Linked DNA regions of Homo sapiens: region 1 is linked to region 2. A link is a loop called in an ENCODE intact Hi-C map of the cell type or tissue named here. Cell type or tissue: endothelial cell of umbilical vein. All regions are shown on one strand. Links, peaks and the distances in the headings refer to the core of each region. The heading gives the core; the rest is flanking DNA.

Evidence for each region. A loop is a pair of places that touch in the nucleus more often than their neighbours do. Peaks named below come from ENCODE experiments on the same cell type or tissue, not always from the same donor. Only the 100,000 strongest peaks of a DNase experiment are listed, where the experiment ranks them.
Region 1: a loop joins it to region 2, with 3 times the contacts of the local background. A loop is called at or near these places in 6 of 110 quality-filtered maps.

The regions. Positions count from the first base shown.
Region 1 is chr20:45,106,122-45,116,844 of GRCh38, reverse strand. WFDC5 (WAP four-disulfide core domain 5) reads left to right here and starts at 1,671. Exons shown (of 4, transcript NM_145652.4): 1 at 1,671-1,846; 2 at 6,070-6,210; 3 at 6,305-6,445; 4 at 6,832-7,382. The coding sequence starts at 1,762. The coding sequence ends at 6,836. RefSeq lists enhancers at 1,234-1,733, 1,734-2,235. In endothelial cell of umbilical vein, for the core only: a CTCF peak has its summit at 4,729 (motif pointing right); no DNase peak of the experiment used is centred there; H3K27me3 peaks cover 384 bases.
Region 2 is chr20:45,289,067-45,299,789 of GRCh38, reverse strand. It overlaps MATN4 (matrilin 4), which reads left to right. Exons shown (of 10, transcript NM_001393530.1): 7 at 1,207-1,620; 8 at 1,720-1,872; 9 at 5,775-5,882; 10 at 5,965-6,340. The coding sequence ends at 6,023. It overlaps LOC105372630 (a long non-coding RNA gene), which reads right to left. Exons shown (of 3, transcript XR_936763.3): 3 at 9,438-9,714. Among named protein-coding and RNA genes, the nearest start is that of RBPJL, 12 kb to the left of the region's middle. RefSeq lists a silencer at 5,903-5,962. In endothelial cell of umbilical vein, for the core only: CTCF peaks have their summits at 5,860 and 8,709 (motif pointing right); DNase peaks (open chromatin) are centred at 5,889 and 8,729; H3K4me3 peaks cover 871 bases; H3K27ac peaks cover 283 bases.

The DNA of each region.
Region 1 (10,723 bases), core at 1,040-9,039, 180 kb after region 2:
AAAAACTAGCCAAATATTGGGGCGCATGCCTATAGTCCCAGGTACTCAGGAGGCTGAGGCAGGAGGACTACTTGGGTCCATGAGGTCAAGGGTTCAGTGAGCCATGATGGCACTGTGCACTCCAGCCTGGGTGACATAGCGACATTCTGTCAAAGACAGAGAGAGAAAGAGAAAGAGAGAGAGGAAAGAAGAAGGAGAAGGAGAGAAAGAAAGAAAGAAAGAAAGAAAGAAGGAGAAAGGAAAGAAAGAGAGGAAAGAAGGAAAGAAAGAAGAAAGAAATAAAAAAGGAAAGAAAGAAGAAAGAAAAAGAAAGAAGAAAGAAAGAAAAGAAAGAAAGAGAAAGGAAAGAAAGAGAGGAAAGAAGGAAAGAAAGAAGAAAGAAATGAAAAAAGGAAAGAAAGAAAAAGAAAAAGAAAGAAAGAAAAGAAAAAAGAAAGAAAGAGGGAGGGAGGGGTGGAGGGAGGGAGGGGTGGAGGGAGGGAGGAAGGAAGGGCTCATATATTTGTCCTCCAAAATAAAGCTTCCAAGGAGGTGCCAGCATTCCAAAAGCAACATCAGATCATAGAAGACAGAGCCTCTCCTATCTTAATAGCTTAGAAGACAGCACGAGAGATTCACATTAAACCCAAGGAAGAACTTCCTGCTGCCAGGGCTGTCCTGGATTGGAATGGGTAAGTGAGACAAGCCCTGTAATATCACCCTCCTTTCTCAGGATCAGATGAGGTATTGACCTGCTTTTAAAACCCAGGAACTGAATGAGGGTGATGGGGAGGCCACAGTGGGAAGTCCCAGCTTAGTCAGGAATTAGCTGCGTGTCCTTGGGCCAGTCCCCTCTCATCTCTATCTCACAGTTTCCTCGTCTTTCAAATGAGAAGGCTGAGAGAATGTACTTCGATGGAGTTTCTGTTTAGGATGTCCCTTAGGATGCCAAGTCTCAGCTCCCTCTCTTCTACCAAATGCAGGAGGCAACATCAGAGATACGAAATCTAAGGTGGGGGTCCCTGGATGAGATGACATTTTTTTGCTCAGGATCCCTTAGGGCCAGAGAAGAGGTTCCAGTGGCCACACATCTGCTGTGACCAGCAAACTTAGCCAAGCCAAAAGCCATGCTCCCCCACCCTCAACAGCCAAGCCAGCCCCAGGAAGAGGGCAGTTCTATCAGAAGCCACTGGTGATCTCACCAAAGGCGGGGTGGTCTTTCTCCCATCCACAGGACCCAAGAGGAGAGGCCAGGGCTGGCCTCACTCATTATGCCAGCCTGGGCCAGCCTTCTTTGGCTGCAAGCTCTGGCCTAACCCTAATGCCTTCTCCCTTCCTAGGCATCCAGAACTCTGCAAACCCCCACTCCTTTGCTATTCAAAGCTGACCTCTACCCGCTGCCTAGACATCGCTGGGGCTTCAACATCTTTGAGAGCCAGGATAGCAAGCATCTGCCTCAACAACCTTCACCCTGTGTACAGATGAAAAAACTGAAGCCCAGAGAGACAAGACTTGCCCAAGATCACAGCCCAAGTCACCGATACAGGCAAGACTGGATCTGAGTCCCCCACATGCAGGATGTGCCGCCACCCTATCTTCAGCTATTGTGACAGCATCCCTTGCACTGAGTCCTCGGGCCCTCAGGGGGTGGGGCCAAGATGAAGCAGGCACGGTGTCACTCCACACCCCCTCTCTTTCCTCTCCTGACTAAGTTTCTCTGGCTTCCCTGAGGCTGCAGGTGTTAATCTGGGGGGCCCTGGGCCCTGAGCCGGCAGCAGAAATATGAGGACCCAGAGCCTTCTCCTCCTGGGGGCCCTCCTGGCTGTGGGGAGTCAGCTGCCTGCTGTCTTTGGCAGGAAGAAGGGAGGTGAGTGCGGGAAATCCCTCTGCTGGGGGGACCAGATTGTCTCTACTTCTCTAGGGAGAGTAAGGGTTTGGGGGAAGGCAGGTAATGCCCTGTGGGGTGTGTGTGCGCGTGTGTGTGTGCGTGCGTGCGTGTGTGTATGTGTGGATGCCTGATTCTTAGTGCTTTCAGAAGCCTGTGTTTTTATGTGTGTACATTTGTGCCTGTCCACCTGCCTGTGTTGGTATCTGTAAGTGTCTTTTCTGCCAGTTTCTCGGTGCTTGTCTGTGCCTGTCTATATGTCAGGGGGTGGCAGGGCGGGGAATGCATGTGCCTGTGTCTGTGTAGACATGTGTCTTTGCGTCTGCTTGTCTGTGCAAAGCTCTGTCTGCACACGTACACTTAGGAATGGCTGCACGCATGTGTCTGAGCTTGGTGCCTGTCCATGTGTGTCTCTGTGCCTTCAGGTGTGGGGAGGGACCCTGTCTGTGCCTGCTGGGCTGTGGTGTGACTGGGTCAGTGGGTCCACCACCCCATCTGTGGAAGGGACTTGGGAATTGAGGAGAGGGTGTGGCTTCTGGGATCTGGGCTTTGTGGGGAGGAAGCTCTGTCTCTAACTCTCATCGCCCCCAACCTCCTGTCCCCATTCCCACCCCTGACAAGGCTGGGGCTGGCCTGCTGACAGGTGAGGGAGGGCTGCTGAGTGGCTAGACAGGTGACTCCTGATCTGGGTGAGGCCTCCACCTGCGTCCTTTTCTGGGGCTGGAACACTCCAACCTACATTCACCTGTGCAACCCTTGCCCTGCCTTAAAGAAAGGGGACAGTAATGGGGACAGGCTGAGGAAGGAAGTACACTGGTGAGCTCCAAGGCTGGACCCTGTGTTGGCTGTGATTCATGCACCATCATCACGTAACTCCTCGACAAGGTGCTGTGAGGACAGGACTATTTTCATCCCCATTTTGCAGATGAGGAAAATTGAGGCATAGCGGGGAACCACTTAACAAGGTCAAAGACTGACTCTGAGTTAGTGCCAAATGTGGCATTTGAATGCAAGTATTTGAAATCAGAAAGATTCACCTTACCAACTATTACAGCAAAAACCCAGGACTGTACAGGACAATGCACCCCCAACATAGGAAGGAGCTGAGAGACCAGAGAATGACTTAGACAAGGCCAGATTAGCAAGTGCATGAGTGCAAGTATTTGAAATCAGAAAGATTCACTTTACCAACTATTACAGCAAAAACCCAGGACTGTACAGGACAATGCACCCCCAACATAGGAAGGAGCTGAGAGAACAAAGAATGACTTAGACAAGGCCAGATTGGCAAGTGCATGAGTTTATTAGGACTTCCAGGCAGGACACTCCTGGAAGGCAACAGGACAGGTCTGGAGACTTACTCCTTGTAAAATGGGGTCCCATGCCTCTCTCTCAGGAGTAAATGGTGTCTCGAGGAATAAGGGCCTGGCACACAGTAAGCACAGCATAAGTGGGTGATTTGGGGGAGTCATTGTGTTCCCAGGGAGCACACCCCAATATTCAGCCCAGCTGCTCAGAGGCAAAGAGCTGGCACAGCAGAAACCGAGCCTGCGCAGGGCCACTCTGCATGGGCAGGTGTGACAAGCTTGTCTCTCCCCCAGTTCACCACACCTTGTCCCCCACTGGTTTCTCTCCTGTAAGACATTGCCGAGCTGTTGGTAGAATTTCAGACAATGGAGGAAGGTGACGAAGCCAAGGGAAGGGAAGTCTCAGTTTGTTGCCTGTGGAAGCCCAGCCGCCTCTGTTTATAAGAGCTCCCCATTCTGCCCCCTTCTCACTCAAACGTCTGGGTGTCTCTGATACAAAGAGCCTGGCATAGTCCCTGATAAACAGCAAGTGCCTAATTAAATGCTGTCAGTGGTTATGTGGTATTGGGAAGATATATGTGTCTGTGTAGCTCTGTGCATATGATTCTGTATATATGACTGTGTATGCTTATGTATGTCTCTCTGTTCACATACATATGCTATATATTTATATATTTATATACATAACTGTGTGTGTCTGAGTGTCTATCTGTGTGTATGTATCTATGTGGGTAGGCATGTGTAAATGACAGTGATTATGTTCCAGCTCATATGTACATACATGACTGCCTGTTTATATATGTTTATAAATATATTGCATATATATAACTCTCTGATATATGTCCATATGTATATATGTGTGTATTAAGTTGAACCATGTAAAATTGCTACTTTTGTAGATAAAACAGTTGACTATCTGCAGTTTCCTACTGTTAAGCCTGTAGCTAATTGTGTGTCTAGATCTAAATGTGCTTGTGTATTTGACTATGTGTGTATCGTCTGTGTGTACAAGTGTATATATTTAACCATGTTTGGATACGATTCTTTTGCTCTCTAAGTCTACACACCCATGGCGCATGCATCTGGATGACCATCTGTGTGTGTGACTGTCTCGATGTACACATCTGTGAGTGGAGAACCTGGTTTGGAGGGACTGTTAGGAAAGGCAGGCAAACAGAGTGAGTGTGACCACCCAGAGCCTCTCACGCCGGCTCTGCACACGCCAGGCTTTTATCCCCACCTCCACATTGCAGCTATCGCAGTTCTTCCACTGGAAATGCCAGCTGTCATGCCCCATCCCTATCTGTCCATTCCCCAAGGCCAGCCCCAGGCCCCTCGCCACAGAAGCTCTCCCTGCCTGACCCACCCGGCTCCACCGGCTTTGAGTGCACGCAGCTCCGTTTGGCCCACCCTTTGAGGCCTGCGCACCTTTGACTTGGACTTGTGAATTCAGGGCTAAACCTTGGACCTCAGACAGTTTCCCAGGAACCCTCCCATCACCCCCACCACCCCAAACCCACACTTTTTCCCCCTCCCCACGCCAAGCCTCTCTTTCTCCAGCAGGGGGCAGCAATTTAATTTAAACCAACCCGATGTGACAGCTGAAGTTGACTTAGCGCACGTAGGATGTGAGCAAGGTGCCTACTTATGTGTGCAGCCAGCACCCAGGCAGGGGGCTGAGGGGGAGGGGCGGACACAGAGGTAAAGTCACAGAACCAGATCCAGCTGCCCCTCGGAACTCTTGAACATTTTCTCTGATGCTGGATTGAATTGAAGACCTGGGACCTGCTCCATCCCTACAGCTCAAAGACAGCTCAGGGTGGACACTCACAGAGGTCAGAGGGAGCCGGGCCCTGGGAGTCCTAAGCCCAGCCCATGTGGGTCTGGACAAGTCACTGCCCTTTTCAGGCCTTGATTTCCTCCTCTACATGGAGGAGGATACTGATTTCCAGCTTTGTGCATGAAATATGAACATGGCCCAAAATCCCAGCAAGAAGAATGTTAGGTAAGCTCTGGGACAGGACACTCTATACCATTCAGAGGAACGCCTCAGAGACAGAGTTAACGCCTGATCCTCGAAACCATGCCATTTGCAACAGTGATGAACGCAACGGTGCAGAAGACGTGGCCAGCTGTGGCTGTGACAGTGCACCAGGCTGGCCACTGCTGACGCACGTGCAATGCTGGGCCTCACTTCAAAACCCTTTCTTTCCAAGTCACTGAGCCCTACTGCTGTGCGCCAAGGGCTGTGATATGGACCAACGGTGAGCAAAGCTGGCAGGGTGTCTACTCTCCTCACCTCCAGCCAAGTGAGAGACACAGACAAACAGATGCAGCATCACAAACTCTGGAGGAAAGAAATGAGTGTGTGTGTGGGGGCCGGGGTGGGGGGGCGCTGACCTAGTTAATGTGGGGTCAGAGAAGTAGGGTCTTCTGAGGATGCGATGTTTCTGCTGAGTCCTAATGAGCTGACCAGGCGCATGGAGTACAGGAGAAGTGCACTAGGCAAAGGATGCGGCCCGAGCAAGAGCCCTGCAGAGAGAGCTGGCTTGGAGCAGATCAGGAGGCACTGAGTGGGAGGGCAGTAGAGGATGGGGCTAGAGAGATGGGCAGGGCCCAGACCAGGCATGGCCTTATTGGCCACAGTGGAGATGTTGGGCTTCATTTTCCCCTGTCATTTGTGCCATCTGAGTCTCAAACTAGCCCAGCTTCCCATTTCACAGCCAGAAAACTGAGGCTTGGAGTCATTATAAACAAACAAACAAACAAAAATAACAACTAGCCAAAAGACAGGCAAAAAGCAAGGGATGGAGAATTCAGTCTTGTCATTCCCAGGTCAGCGCTTATTACATAACCGTGAGCTTCCTCCAGCTGCAATATTAGGAGATTCTCTTACAGAGAAATCGGGGGGCTGCCCGCCAGATGATGGGCCCTGCCTCCTATCGGTGCCTGACCAGTGCGTGGAAGACAGCCAGTGTCCCTTGACCAGGAAGTGCTGCTACAGAGCTTGCTTCCGCCAGTGTGTCCCCAGGGTCTCTGGTAAATGCCTCCCCTCCACCTTGCTGACCATCCAAGCCCCAAGCTTCAGGGCCAGTGGGCAAGGACGGAGCTCACCCAGTTCCCTGTGTTGCAGTGAAGCTGGGCAGCTGCCCAGAGGACCAACTGCGCTGCCTCAGCCCCATGAACCACCTGTGTCACAAGGACTCAGACTGCTCGGGCAAAAAGCGATGCTGCCACAGCGCCTGCGGGCGGGATTGCCGGGATCCTGCCAGAGGTACGGCTCCTGGGTGCCCAGGGCAGGTGCCTCCCCTCTCCGAGCCCAGCTCTAATACTTTCTTCATTGCTACAAGCTTAACAGGATGCCTCCCCAGAAGTCAGGACCTCCCATGGCCAGGATTAGGAAACTGGATAGGGGTTGGAGGAGTCCTGCTAGGATGACAGAGGACCCGGGAGTCCTTGGTTCTCTTCTTGAGCTTGCTGTGGCACCTGGATGACAGCCCTAAACTGCTCTGGGCTTCTGTTTGCCCTTTTGAAGGGGGCAGAGGAATCCTGCCTTGGTGGCAACCAGAGCTGAGCTGGTGGGGCATGGATGGGAGACCAAGGCCAGAAACCAGAGCCCTATTATGGGAAGGAATTAACCCTTTCTTTCTCCCTCCTCAGGCTAATTCTGATTTAGGATCTGTGGCTCTGCACCTAAGCTGGGGACCAACGGAAAGAGTTCACGATGGGAGGCCTGGGGCCCTGCCCGCTGGACAGCACTATCTCTACCAGCGGTGGTTCCAGCCTTCTGATAATCACTGGCCTGCTGACACTTCCCTGCAACCCATCCACCCCTGGTTTCTCCTCCTGGGAGTCAAAGTCCATAGCCTGAGCTCGGAGGAAGGCCTCTGTATCACCCCAGTACTCTGCACCACTGCCATACGAGCTTCCCACCCTTCCTAACGCTTTCACACCAATCCGTACATGCTGCTTCCTCCACCAAAAATGCCCAATTCAGGCAGACCCTGACCTCTCCCTCAGGCAGCCCAACCATCCAGAATGAATATTCTTGCAGAGTTTTCCAAACATCAGTCATTCACCTCTTTCATGATTTTCACCATACCTACAAAATAGCACCATGATAGGTTGCACGCTGCCTGTACCACCATTTACTTAATGTTTTCTTTAAATGGCTCACTTTTGTATATAAATAAATTCATTTCAAAAGAAAATTGATATCACTACTATAAATGAGATCAATTACCACAAATGGAATTATGAAAACAAATGCAATGGAAACAGCTCAGTTCCATTAAAGTAAATCATGTCAGATTAAATGATATTAAATAGTGTTATTAAACTCTAGCTAGCTACAGCCACCTGCCAAGACTGAGCCTGAAGCCTGTACTCACTCTATGTTTTTGGTTTTTTGTTTTTTGAGACAGAGTCTCATCCTGTTGCCCAGGCTGGAGTGCAGTGGCACGATCTTGGTTCACTGCAACCTCCGTCTCCCGGGTTCAAGCGATTCTTCTGCCTCAGCCTCCCAAGTAGTTGAGACTATAGGTGCCCACCACCATGCCTGGCTAATTTTTGTATTTTTAGTAGAGACAGGTTTTCACCATGTTGGCCAGGCTGGTCTCAAGCTACTGGCCTCAAGTGATCCACCTGCCTCAGCCTCCCAAAGTGCTGGGATTACATATGTGAGCCACCGTGCACGGCCAGTCTATGTTTTAATCAATGAAGATTTTAAAGGGTTACAGATGCAAACATCGGCCGGGCACGGTGGCTCACGCCTGTCATACCAGCACTTTGGGAGGCTGAGGCAGGCGGATCACGAGGTCAGGAGATGGAGACCATCCTGGCTAACACGGTGAAACCCTGTCTCTACTAAAAATACAAAAAATTAACTGGGCGTGATGGCGGGCGCCTGTAGTCCCAGCTACTCGGGAGGCTAAGGCAGGAGAATGTCGTGAACCCAGGAGGTGGAGCTTGCAGTGAGCGGAGATCGCACCATTGCCCCCCAGCCTGGGTGACACAGCGAGACTCCGTCTCAAAAAAAAATAAAAATAAAAAAATAAAATAAATAAATAAATAAATAAAAGATGCAAATGTCTAAGCTGAGACTTTCTCCCTGAGGTAATCAGAAGAATTGAGAAGGGAATGACTTTCTCCCTCCAGGAGTCCATGTTATGTGACACTGCATCCAGGTACATACTAAGATCACTTCAAATTGCCCAAAATTTGGGGAAATGTTGCTCAAGTCGTCGGGATGTCATTATTGTGATGGCTCTCTCTCCACCTCACTCACCTCAGTTTCTCCTGGGTCCAGTATGCAGTCAGGGTTTAACAAGTGTTTCTTGCGGGGAGAAGGGGTCAATGAGGGAATGACAGTCATCCCAAGGGATATCCCTGGACCCAGACAGCTGGATTCCTGACTCTCCCACTTTCCTCCCAGGAAGGAGGTGGCAAATTCCCTGCTCTATCTGCTGGGCCTCTTGTGTCCAGCACAAGACTGAGGGACTGGGCGGTCCACTGTGGAGGTACACTTGGGAATCCTTGGTCTTCTTTCCCTGTTCTCTTGACCTTGCAGTATGATGACAGGTCATCCTTCTGCACTCTGGGCTTCTGTTTGCCCCATCGGAAGATGGAAGGGATTCTACTTCCTCACCCTCCTTGTTCTTACCATGGGATTCAAATGCTTGAACGGTTGACTCAAAAGTACCAAATGCTAACTACATGGATATAGACTGAGGTCTTGGAGAGGGGAAGGAGAACTATCTGGGAGTCACTGACTCTGAGCAAACTTGGATATTTCTGTTCCTCTTTCTGGGCCTCAGTTTCCCCATATACATATAGCTTCAGATAGTTAACACAGGTAATATTGTAGATTGGATTATTTGCCTACAATTGTCCCTTTCCCCTCCCCACCCCATGCTTACAGTGGCTTCCCTCAGGGAGAGTGTACAGCCTGCCCCAGTGACTTGGGCTGGGCGAGGAGACCTGTTTTAGCTAATGGGATGTGGGTGGCAGTGACAGTGTAGCCTGTTTAAAGACAAAACACCACCATTCTTTTTTTTTTTTTTTTTTGAGATGGAGTTTCGCTCTTGTTGCCCAGGCTAGAGTGCAGTGGCACGATCTTGGCTCACTGCAACCTCCACCTCCCGAGTTCAAGTGATCCTCCTGCCTCAGCCTCCCAAGTAGCTGGGATTACAGGCACCTGCTACCACACCCTGCTAATTTTTATATTTTTAGTAGAGATGGGGTTTCACCATGTTGGCCAGGCTGGTCTTGAACTCCTGACCTCAGGCAATCTGCCTGCCTCAGCCTCCCAAAGTGCTGGGATTACAGGTGTGAGCCACCTCACCTGACCTCCACCCTTCTTAGAGCTTCTGCCCTCTGCCATGAGAAGAGCTTGCCCGGAGCCACTTGTCTTGCTGGAGAGACACCTGGGGCAAGCCTGAAGCTGAGCCAGACCAGCCAAGCCTCAAACTTGCCAAAGAGAAAAAAATATTTGTGGTAAGAAGTCACAGAGATTCAAGGGTTGTTTGTCACAGATTTATCACAGTAAGAGCTTGACTAATTCAGATTCTGGTTATTAGTCTGTAATGAACGTCTACTGCAGATCTCCCACTTTTAAACATCATTTCATTCATCCAACCCATAACCCTGAGAAAGGCTATTCCCATTTGACAGTGAAGAAATAGTGGTTATGAGATAAGTGACTTGCCCAAGACCCCCAGCTGAGAAATGATGTAGCCAGGATTAAACCATACCATATTCCTCCCTTGAAAGTAATAAAGGCAGCAACAGCTAACAATTACAGATCATGTGCCATGGACCAGGTATCATTTTAATCACTTTACATGTATAATCTTGTATAATCTCATGAAATCCTCATATCCTTATCGGGTAGGCTTCATTACTTTTCCCCATTTCACACATGAGGAAACTGAAGCACAAAGAGGTTAATTTGGCCAAAGTTGTCCAACTTGTAAGTACTAGAGCTGGGATTCAACCCCAAGCAGTCTAACCATAAACTTTACATCCCTATTGACTACTCTAATTAATTACAATCGGTCTTTGAAGATTTCTCCCACTTAAGATTCCTCCCATTTGAAGATTCAGTGTCCATATCTGAAAAATGAAGATCACAAAGACCTAAGAAGGTTAAGTGACCAGACTTAATTCTAGACAACTGGAACCCAAGCCTGTTGATACACAGCTTATTGCCCTAGGTTTCTTTCCTCAAAGGCATCAGGAGGAAAATTAGGGGGTCACAGCAGGAAGCTCCCAGTTAAGCCAGTTAAGACTTGGCTGTCAAGAGCCCTGTGACTATCCTGGAGCTCTGAGTTCTGAGCTAGGTCCTTGGAATGGCAAGAGGTGACAGGTCACAGACCATGGCTTCTCTGGCTATAGGTAGCAGCATCTACACAGTCCATTCTAGATTCCCTGCTCAGCTTCCTGGCTAACTCACTCCCTGTTCCAGCAGTTCTGTGAGCTGGTCTATGCAGTGCCATCTCTGAGTTCAGCTCCAACCCAGTCAGCTCTATCTGTACTGCCTGTCTCCTCTGCC
Region 2 (10,723 bases), core at 1,727-9,726:
TCTCCTGTTACAGCCTCTGGAGTAGCTGAGACTACAGGTGTGCCCCACCATGCTTGGCTAATTTTTGTATTTTTAGTGGAGATGGGGTTTTGCCATCTCAGCCAGGCTGGTCTCGAACTCCTAACCTCAAGTGATCTGCCCGCCTCAGCCTCCCAAAGTGCTGGGAGCCACCATGCCTGACCTCTTCAGACTCTTACAAGGACAGTAATTTTACTCATAAGCGCTGTACCCTCATGTCCTCATCTAATCCTAATTAACCTCCAAAGATCTCACCTCCGGAGACTATCACATAAAGGCGTAGGGTTTCAATAAATGAATTTTGGGAAACACACTCATTCAGTTCATAACAAAGATCAGATAGAAGGCCATCATCTCCATGCAGCCTTCCTTAACAACTCCAGGAAGAATACACTATTCCTACCTTGGGATCCCTGCATGATCTTCTCTTCTAGCACTTTCCTTGACCAGAGCACATAGCATGTCTGACTTGCTCTGCTCTGTCCTCATGGAACAGGATTATGTTTTAATTATTTCAAAACCTTTGAAAACCTCCCCACGCCAACACACACCACATTTTGGGCCTAGCAACTTTCCTGGCTCAGAATAGGGGAGGTGACATTGTAGAGTCATTCAGGAGCATGGGTTTTGGAGTCAGATGGACCTGGCTTCATGTCTTGGCTCAGTCAGTACTAGCTATGAAATCTGGGGCAATCACTTTATCCATCAGAACCTCAGGTCATAGAAAATGGGGACAATATTCAAGCTTATTGGGAGGATTGAGAATATATATAAGCACTTCACCCAGTACCTACCACATGGTAAGCTGTCGGTAAATAATGTTTTTGTTATTATTATTGTTAATACTGGTAGAGTGCTTAGAAGTGTGCCTGATACATAGTAGATGATCAATAAATGGTAGTTATTGTGGTCATTACTATGATTGTTGTTAAAAAAAGATGCTTTTAGCAGAGTGGTTTGTTCTAAGCACTGAATAAATGTCAAGGGCGATGATGAGGGTGATGATGATGGTGATGGTGATGATGATGGTGATAATTATTATTACTTAGCACACTGCCTGGCACAGGAAGGACTCAGGAAATGTTGTCTGTTATATAATAAATGTTTGCGAATGAACGACTAGATGGATAGACAGCTGCTGCCAGTCCAGAATCTGGTCCCTCAATTCAAGCTTTTCTGGCTGTGCAGGGTGCCGGGAAGGCCACGTGGACCTTGTTCTGCTGGTTGATGGCTCCAAGAGCGTGCGTCCACAAAACTTCGAGCTAGTGAAGCGCTTCGTGAACCAGATTGTGGACTTCCTAGATGTGTCCCCCGAGGGCACGCGGGTGGGGCTGGTGCAGTTCTCGAGCCGCGTGCGCACCGAGTTCCCTCTGGGTCGCTACGGCACCGCAGCCGAGGTGAAGCAGGCGGTCCTGGCCGTGGAGTACATGGAACGCGGCACCATGACAGGGCTGGCGTTGCGGCACATGGTGGAGCACAGCTTCTCCGAGGCGCAGGGTGCACGGCCCCGTGCCCTTAACGTGCCTCGTGTTGGCCTGGTCTTCACGGATGGCCGCTCCCAGGATGACATCTCGGTGTGGGCAGCGCGCGCCAAGGAGGAAGGTGGGCTTGGCATGGGACACAGTGGGCTGGGGTTGGGTCAGACGCTGGGAGGCAGCTTTCCCGAGGCCTGGGGCACCCTCTGAGACCCCGGCCTTGCAGGCATCGTCATGTACGCCGTGGGCGTGGGCAAGGCGGTGGAGGCGGAGCTGCGCGAGATCGCCTCGGAGCCAGCGGAACTGCACGTGTCCTATGCCCCGGACTTCGGCACCATGACGCACCTGCTGGAGAACCTCAGAGGCAGCATCTGTCCAGGTGAGCGCATCTCTCTCGGGGCTCCTCCTCTCTCTCATTGCCCGTCCTCTGATATCTCCCCTTCCTATTCACTCCCTGCCCACTTTGTAGTTATAGCCAGAGGTTGGGCTCACTAGACAGAGCTTTGCTACTCCAAATGTGGTCTGCAGGCCAGCGGCAGGGCGGTCACCCGGTAGCTTCTTAGAACTGAAACATTTCTGGTGCTCTCCAGACCGAATGAATCAGAATTTCCACTTCGACAAGATTCTCAGGTGATTTGTAAGCATATTAAAGTCTAAGAAATCCTAGACTAGGCTACCTGTCCCCCAAATCAGTGGAGGTTCAGAATAATTTGGGAAATTTTTTTGAAGGCACACCAGACAGCATTTGTAAGTGGAGCCACAGCATATATCCCTGAACTTGTTAGAATTCAACCTTATGAACTTGGCAAAGTGGCAGGACTGAATATATTTTAAGTATGCAAAGACTTTTTTTTTTTTTATTGGGGACAACATACCTCATAAGTGCAATCCCTCTACTTCATCATCTGGTGCTCAGCTGAGGAAAAAGAGACTGACTCTACCTGTGAAGAAGGGGACTCTTGAATCGCATGCAGTGTACTGTGCTCTAGGTGATACAGGGAATGTCTCCAGGGTAACTTTTACCCTAGAGACTTTAGACACTAGCCCAGGCTTAAGATGTGACTCTTCTTCCCATTTATCAGACTGCAGCTCCAGAAACAGACTAAGTAGGGCTGGTTTGGGTCTGGAGAATTTGCCTTTTTTTTTTTTTAGATATATGTAGGGGGGCTGGGCGCAGTGGCTCACACCTGTAATCCCAGCACTCTGGGAGGCCGAGGCGGCTGGATCACTTGAGATCAGGAGTTCGAGACCATCCTTGGCAACATGGTGAAACCCTGTCTTTACCAAAAAATACAAAAATTAGCTGGGCAAGGTGGTGGGCACTGAGGCAGGAGAATTGCTTGAACCTGGGAGGTGGAGGTTGCAGTGAGCCGAGATTGCACTACTGCACTCCAGCCTGGTGACAGAGTGAGACCCTGTCTCAAAAAAAGTATATATAATATACTATATATACTATATTATATAATATGTGTTTGTGTATGCATGCACATGCACGTGCATGTATATACACATACAAATATACACATACAGTCCTTCCCCCAACTCTCCTTCCCTCCCCGCTCTCAGCCAATTCTAATTATTGTGGCTCTTTCAGATTAGGGGCTCTTTCAGAGCTCTTCCTATGTGACTCTTATGGGCCCTGCAGTGTGACTTTGGACGAGTCACTTACCCCACACCTACCTTAACTTTTCTCTTCGGTAACAGGAGAGGCACTGGCTGCCCAAGGTTACCTCTAGTTCTAGAGTTCTAAGAGAAGTCTGGGTTTTGTGGTTGAAGCTCTTTATCAATTGGTGGTATGACTGTTCCCTGTCTCCAACCCTTTGTTTAGAGAAACAAATCTGTGAAGTTAGGGGTCTTTGCTGGATTCCAGCAGTTTGTTCATAGTACATATAAGACTAAGATGAAGAGACAACTTTTAAATCATTATGGCAGTGTTTTCAAAGGTTAAATGGCAGGTATTGTGCTTATTATTTCACCACGTGTAATCCTTTTTCTTTTTTTTCCTAAGGTACTTTTATTGTAGCATTTTTTTTTTCTATGTCATTCCCTGTAATCTTTTTTTTTTTTTTTTTTTTTTTTTTTGAGATGGAGTCTCGCTCTGTCATCCAGGCTGGAGTGCAGTGGTGCGATCTCGGCTTACTGCAACCTCTGCCTGCCAGGTTCAAGCGATTCTCCTGCCTCAGCCTCTCGAGTAGCTGGGACAACAGGCGCATGCCACCACGCCCGGCTAATTTTTTCTAGTTTTAGTAGAGATGGGGTTTCACCGTGTTAGCCAGGATGGTCTTGATCTCCTGACCTCGTGATCCACCCGCCTCAGCCTCCCAAAGTGCTGGGATTACAGGTGTGAGCCACAGCACCTGGCCTCCCTGTAATCTTAACAATGGCACATGCTTATAGAATTTCAGTGAATCTAAGATACCATTCATTTTAAGATTCATCACTACCTTATGTACTGCTAAGAAAAAACATGTGCCAGTTTTAATTGTAAGGCCTCCTGCCCAACCCCCAAGATGTTGATGTGTGGGGAGATAGAGTTGGATCAGGATCAGTGGTTCCTAAAAATTAGGTCACACCAGAATCACCTGGTGGACCTTTAAAAACACAAATTGCAGCTGGGCATGATGGCTCATGGCTGTAATCCCAGCACTTTGGGAGGCCGAGGTGGGCAGATCACAAGGTCAGGGGATCGAGACCATCCTGGCTAACACAGTGAAACCCCGTCTCTACTAAAAATACAAAAAATTAGCAGGGCATGGTGGCACATGCCTGTAATCCCAGCTACTCGGGAGGCTGAGGCAGGAGAATCACTTGAACCCAGGAGGCAGAGGTTACAGTGAGCCAAGATTGCACCACTGCACTCCAGCCTGGGAGACAGAGCTCAAAAAACAAAACAAAAACAAACACAAATTGCTGGGCTTCAACTCTAGATTTTCTAATTCAGCAAGTCTGGGGTGTTGTCTGATAATTAGCATTTTTGATAAATTCCTACACGATGCCGATGCTGCTGGTCCAAGGACCACACTTTGAGAATCACTGGTCTAGTTGAAATACACTATAAAGCAGTGGTTTCCAACCTTTTTGGCACCAGGCAGTGGTTTTACGGAAGACAATATTTCCATGATGGTGGTGGGGAGAATGGTTTTGGGATGGTTCAAGCACATTACATTTATTGTGCACTTTATTTCTATTATTACATTGTAATATACAATGAAATAATTATACAACTCACCATAATGTATAATCAGTGGGAGCCCTCAGCTTGTTTTCCTGCAGCTAGATGGTGCCATCCGTGGGTGATGGGAGACAGTGACAGATCATCAGGCATTAGATTTTCATAAGAAGCCTGCAACCTAGATCCCTCACATGCACAGTTTACAATAGGGTTTGTGCTCCCATGAGAATCTAACAATGCCACTGATCTGACAGGAAAGGAGCTCAGGTTGTAATAGGAGCAATGAGGAGCAGCTATAAATACAGATGAAGCTCCCTTGCATGCTGGCTGCTCACCTCCTGCTGTGTGGCCCAGTTCCTAACAGGCCATGGGCTGGTACTGGTCCATGTAATGTGCTGGTACTGGTCCATGGCCTGGGGATTGGGGACCCCTGCTGTAAAGTATTTACTTGAACCAGGCAGTGTTCTAGATCTGTGCTTTTTCAAAAAGGTAGGCAGTACCTATTTAATTACAATTGATTAAAATAAAATACATTTTAGTCCTTTAGTAGCACCAGTCATATTTGAAGTGTTAAACAGCCACATGTGGCTTGTAGCTACTGCTTTGGACAGGGCAGATGTAGAACACTTTCATCATTGCATAAAATTTTATTTGGAGAGTGCTACACAAAGTGTGGTCCACAGACCAGGAGCATCAGCATCATTTGGGAGCTTATTAGAAATGTACCTTCTGAGCTTCTTCTCCATTCTGAAGCAGAATCTATATTTTAACAAGCTCTCCTGATGATTCCAATGAGCATTAAGGTTTGAGAAACAGTCTTGTAAGTTGTGCGTGAGCACACACACACACACACACGTACACAGGTGAATGAATCCTCGAAGCCACTAATGCGTACACTCTTTCATTATATCCATTTTATAGATGAGAAAACTGAGCTTAGAAAGGTTAGTGAGTTTTTCAGTATCTCACAGCTACTTAGCTTGGGACTCAGCCCAGGTCTCTCTAAATCCAAAGCCCATATACTCAACCATAGGCCCAGTGCAGGGAAATCAGAGGGCCAAAGCTAGGGCAATTTCTCATCCCCCTGACCCTCTGTGTCCGGCTTGCAGAGGAGGGCATCAGCGCAGGGACAGAGCTTCGGAGCCCATGCGAATGCGAAAGCCTCGTGGAGTTCCAGGGCCGCACGCTGGGGGCGCTCGAGAGCCTGACGCTGAACCATATCCTTTGGGGCTGGTGGCGCGGGCTGGAGGGAAAGTGAAGGGACCTCGGCGAACCCCAACGGCCTCCTTAACCGCTCACTGGCCCAGCTGACGGCGCGCCTGGAGGATCTGGAGAACCAGCTGGCCAACCAGAAGTGAGGGCCACGGACGGCCCAGACCCGGGCTGGGGCGCGGCACCACGGACGGTGCCCCTTGCGCGCCATCGGTGCGCCGGGGCCAGGCAGAACCTGGGCCCGTCCGGCTTGGGCTGTCGGGGCGGAGGCGCTGGCGGGCTTCCGGCATTGAGCTGAGTTGGCCTCGCCCGGACCATTAGGCGGACTGCGGCGTCAGGGGGATAGCGGGTGGTGAGGGAAGGGGCACGTGCTAGACCGGCACGCCCTCGCCGCGTGCTGCGCTCAGTTCTTTGTTGGATTTCTTGTTTGTGTTCTTAAAAAAATAAAAAAAACTGATTTCCACGGGGTCCGTTTTTGGGTCTTGCTGCGCCGCCTGGGGGAGGGGAAGCCAGACGGAGCGTGCTGTGGCGGCGCCCGGGCGGCGTCTCCTTGGAGAAAGGCGCATTGTGCGGGGGTCGGGCTCGGGGGCAGGAGACCCGGCGCTGCTTCCCCCTGCTTGTTTATTCAGCCGAGAACAGATGGCTCCTTATGCAGGCTGCGGGAAGGGAGGGGGCTCAACAGGAATCCTTGGGGTCTGAGTAAGTCTGCGCCACTCCATTCCCCAGCGGACTGAACGCTTCGCTCCCGGCCACGCCTATCCCATGATGCCCCCAAATCTGGCTCAAAAGCTGCTAGTACTGAGCGCTGGTAAGGGGTGCGGGGGTGGCGTTGGTGGGAAAGTGAGAGGCAGTAATTGAACCCCTAAATGGATGGGGTGGGAGTGGATAGATGAGCTTTGACCGATTTTAACTCTCTCCTGCACTAGGTAGGAAGAGAAGGAGGTATCAGCTAGGACCCCTGTCTGTCCAGCCTGTGGCCTTCCTTCTGTCATCTTATCAACCCCTCCCAAAACACCTCTATCAGCAAAGAACACAAACCAGTACCATTTCCCGAGTGCATGTAAGAAACAACGAAGTTTAAAATGCTTCCAGTCCTAGAGTGATTTGGGGAAAATTATTTTGTGTTTGTTTCCTCATCTGCAAAGTGGAGACTGGAATTGTTACCCCCAAGCGTGATGGGGAGAATCAAGGACATTCTTCTAAGGCATGTGCCTTGTACCTATCCCTCAATTAATGGTAGCTATTAACTGTTCTTATAGTAACAGCTAACATATTTAGTGTTGGGCATTATTGTAACTGATTTGCAGGTATTTTCATTTTATACTTGGAACCAGTGAAATAAGAATTATTGCCTTTATCATCCCCATTTTACAGATGAGGACACTGAGACACAGAAAGGTTAAGTTTCCAACAGTAACATAACCAGTACGAAGCTGAACCAGGATGTTTCCTATGGCTGCTCTAATAAGTTACCACAAATTGAGTGGCTAGCAACACACATTTATTACCTTACAGTTTTTAGGTCAGAAGTCTAAGATGTGTTGGCAAGGCTTTATTCCTTCTAGAGGCTTTTGTTTCCTGGCCTTTTCCAGCTTCTAGAGGCTACCTGAATTCCTTGGGTCATGGCCCTACATCACTTCAGACTCAGTTTCCATCAGCACATCTCTTTCTCTGACTCTGACCTTCCCGTCTCTGTCTTATAAGGACCCTTCTGTTTATATTGGCATGACCTTGATAATCAAAGATAATCCCATCTCAAGCTATCTTTTTTTTTTTTTGAGATGGAGTTTTTGCTCTTGTTGCCCAGGCTGGAGTGCAATGGTGCGATCTCGGCTCACTGCAACCTCCGCCTCCTGGGTTCAAGCGATTCTCCTGCCTCAGCCTCCTGAGTAGCTGGGATTACAGGTGTATGCCACCACTCCCAGCTAATTTTTTGTATTTTTAGTAGAAACAGAGTTTCTCCATGTTGGTCAGGCTGGACTTGAACTTCCGACCTCAGGTGATCCGCCTGCCTCAGCCTCCCAAAGTGTTGGGATTACAGGCGTGAGCCACCGCGCCCAGCCTCAAGCTCTCTATCTTAACCACATCTGCAAAGTCCCTTTTGTCGTGTGAGGTGAAATCACAGGTGCCGGGGATTAAAATGTGTACATCTTTGTGGGGAAGGCCATTCTGCCTACCACATGGGGCTTGAAGCCAGGCTGACTGACTTCAGAGCAGCTGCTCTTAAGTACTCTGTGCCGGGCACCTTGCTAGGCTTGGTGAAGAGGGAGAAACTGATGATTGAGAAAAACTCTTGAGCTGAGGAAGCTCCGGGCTAGAAGGGCTGAGGTCCACCTGACTGTTGCAGAAAGAGGGAACTTCAGATGAGAGGAGGGAGAAATCCTGGAGAGGTGATCCTTAAACGGTGGCTGGAATTTCCGCAGGAGGCCATGGAAGACTTTACAGGTGAGTGAAGCTTGAACTATGCGTGGTCAGGAGGGACTGGAGTATGGGGGGATGGGAATGATCATCTTACCTGGCCATGAGGATCAGATGAGCTAAAGACCTATGGACTTGGCATGTGACCTCACCTTGCCTTACCATTCATTTTACAGTTGGGGAAACTGAGGCCTAGAGGCCAGAGTTGCCTGCCCAAGGTCACACAGAGAGAAAACATCAGTTGCACCAGGAAGAAGCCTAGTGGGGAGGTCAAACTGGAGCAGGGTAGTCAACTGATAGGGGGCACTGAGGGCAAAGGCCAGGCTCCTTCCTTCCTCTTCCCTGGAGTTGGCAGGCACTGGCTTCTCTGGGGTTTCTTTTCTCATGCTTTTTTCTCTTGCAATCTCCCTAATGGCCACTGGATGGCGCCGGGAGCACTGATTTGGAGCTGGGTCCTAGAGCCTTCGCAGGCCGTTGGCATCTGGCACTTGGGCTGCAGAGCCTGTCCTCCCTTAATTCCCCGACTCTGGCAGCCCCACCACCGAAGTCTACAAGCTGCTTCTGTTCCCATGCAGTGGCCCCATAGTCCTGGATTTGAAGACCAGCCCTGCTACTTACCAGGTGTGTGTTGGTGTTGACAGGTACTGGTTCCCTTTCTCACTTCTTGATTCCTTTCTCTCATTTCCCTTTCCTCCTACCAGCTTAACCCTGCTGGATACAGGGAATTCCTGTTCCCTAACCATGCCCCACATAAGGTCAGCTAGCGCTTGCTTCTTTGTTTATACCCCCATCTTACGTTATGGGATAGAAGACTTACAAAGGACCCGTGAATTCAGGAAAACAAACATCCATTAACTCAAGAACAGAAAGTGAGAACCCAAGTAACAGTGTGAGGAGAGTAACACTGCCAAGAAAGCTTAGATGGAGAAGGCACCGAGCCCGAACAAAGACCCCCGGGCCCGGGTCTTTTGGTACCCAGGCAAGCACGGGTTTATGTGGCTTTCAGAGCCTGTTAAGATCAGGAATAAAGCACGTAGATATTGGGGGAGTCCTGAGCCCAGGTGTGTGGAGAGAACTCAGCGCCCTCAGCCTTCTTGGTTCCCTGGAGAGTTTGAATCATTAAAAAACGACAATATCTTCCCTAGTGGTTAGCAGAGATGCCACTTCTGGAGCTGTTTCTTAGACTTAGTAACATGAACTAGGCATGGCCTTGGGTGGGAAAGGGCAGGGCAGGAAGGGCCTGTAACTTCAGCCAAGTGCTGGACTCGCTTTCTGAATTTCACCTCTGTGTTGTCTGGCTCTGTTTCTCCGTGGTTTTTGGCCTTTCTCTTCTTCTATTCTAGCTCACAGCTCTCTCCATTTCTGCAGCCGGCACAGCTGCTGTCTCTAAGGACTGTCTACTCTTCTGGTTCTTTGGACCTAGGATAGTGAAACAGGAGAGAAAACTATCAATTACCAAACACTGGCCTGCATGCTGGGGGCCAGGCTGTGCCTTTCATCTGTGTTGTCTCGTTGAAACCTCTCAACCTACAGGAGGGAAAACTGAACTTGAAAGAGGCCAGTTAGTTGCCCAAGGCCCAGAGCTTCCAAGTTAGGGTTTGAACCCAGGTGGTCTTGATCCCAGAGTAGGCCCATTTCACATTTCTACCCTTCAGTTATTAGGGACAAATTTGGACTTTTTCAAAGAAACCTTTTTCAGGAAGTTTATGGAGTAGACCAAAGCAAAGCCCGAGATACAGTGCAGGTGAATGGCAGGAGCCGCTCTGCCGTTTGTCAGCAGCACAGCCTCCATGGGACACTTTTGCCTCAGTGTCCCCTCTTGTAAAACCTGTGAGCAGGCCAGGCATGGTGGCTCACACCTGTAATGCCAAGCACTTTGGGAGGTTGAGGCGGGCGGATCACAAGGTCAGGAGTTCAAGACCAGCCTGACCAACATGGTGAAGCCCCGTCTCTACTAAAAATACAAAAATTAGCCGGGTATGGTGGCATGTGCCTGTAATCCCAGCTACTCAGGAGGCTGAAGCAGGAGAATCGCTTGAACCCAGGAGGCAGAGTTTCAGTGAGCCAAGATCGCGCCACTGCACTCCAGCCTGGGCGACAGAGGGAGACTCCGTCTCAAAAACAAACAAAACCAAGAAACAAAACAATAACAACAACAAAAAAAACCTGTGGGCAACGCCAACCTCATAGGTTAAAAGGAAAGAGCGAAGTCATTGATGAATGTGAACATGCACAGTGGATGATCAGGAAGGGCCCCTTTCTCTGCAGGCCATTACTTGCCCTTTTTCCACACCCTCCCACTCATTTGAAGTGGCGTGGCTTCAGATCCCCAGGCCCAATGAAGAAGTTCGGCCACATCACACAATGAAAAGCAAATTGCTGTTAAATACACAGAGGAGGGCATAAGCAGCTCAGCTTTATGGAGCCC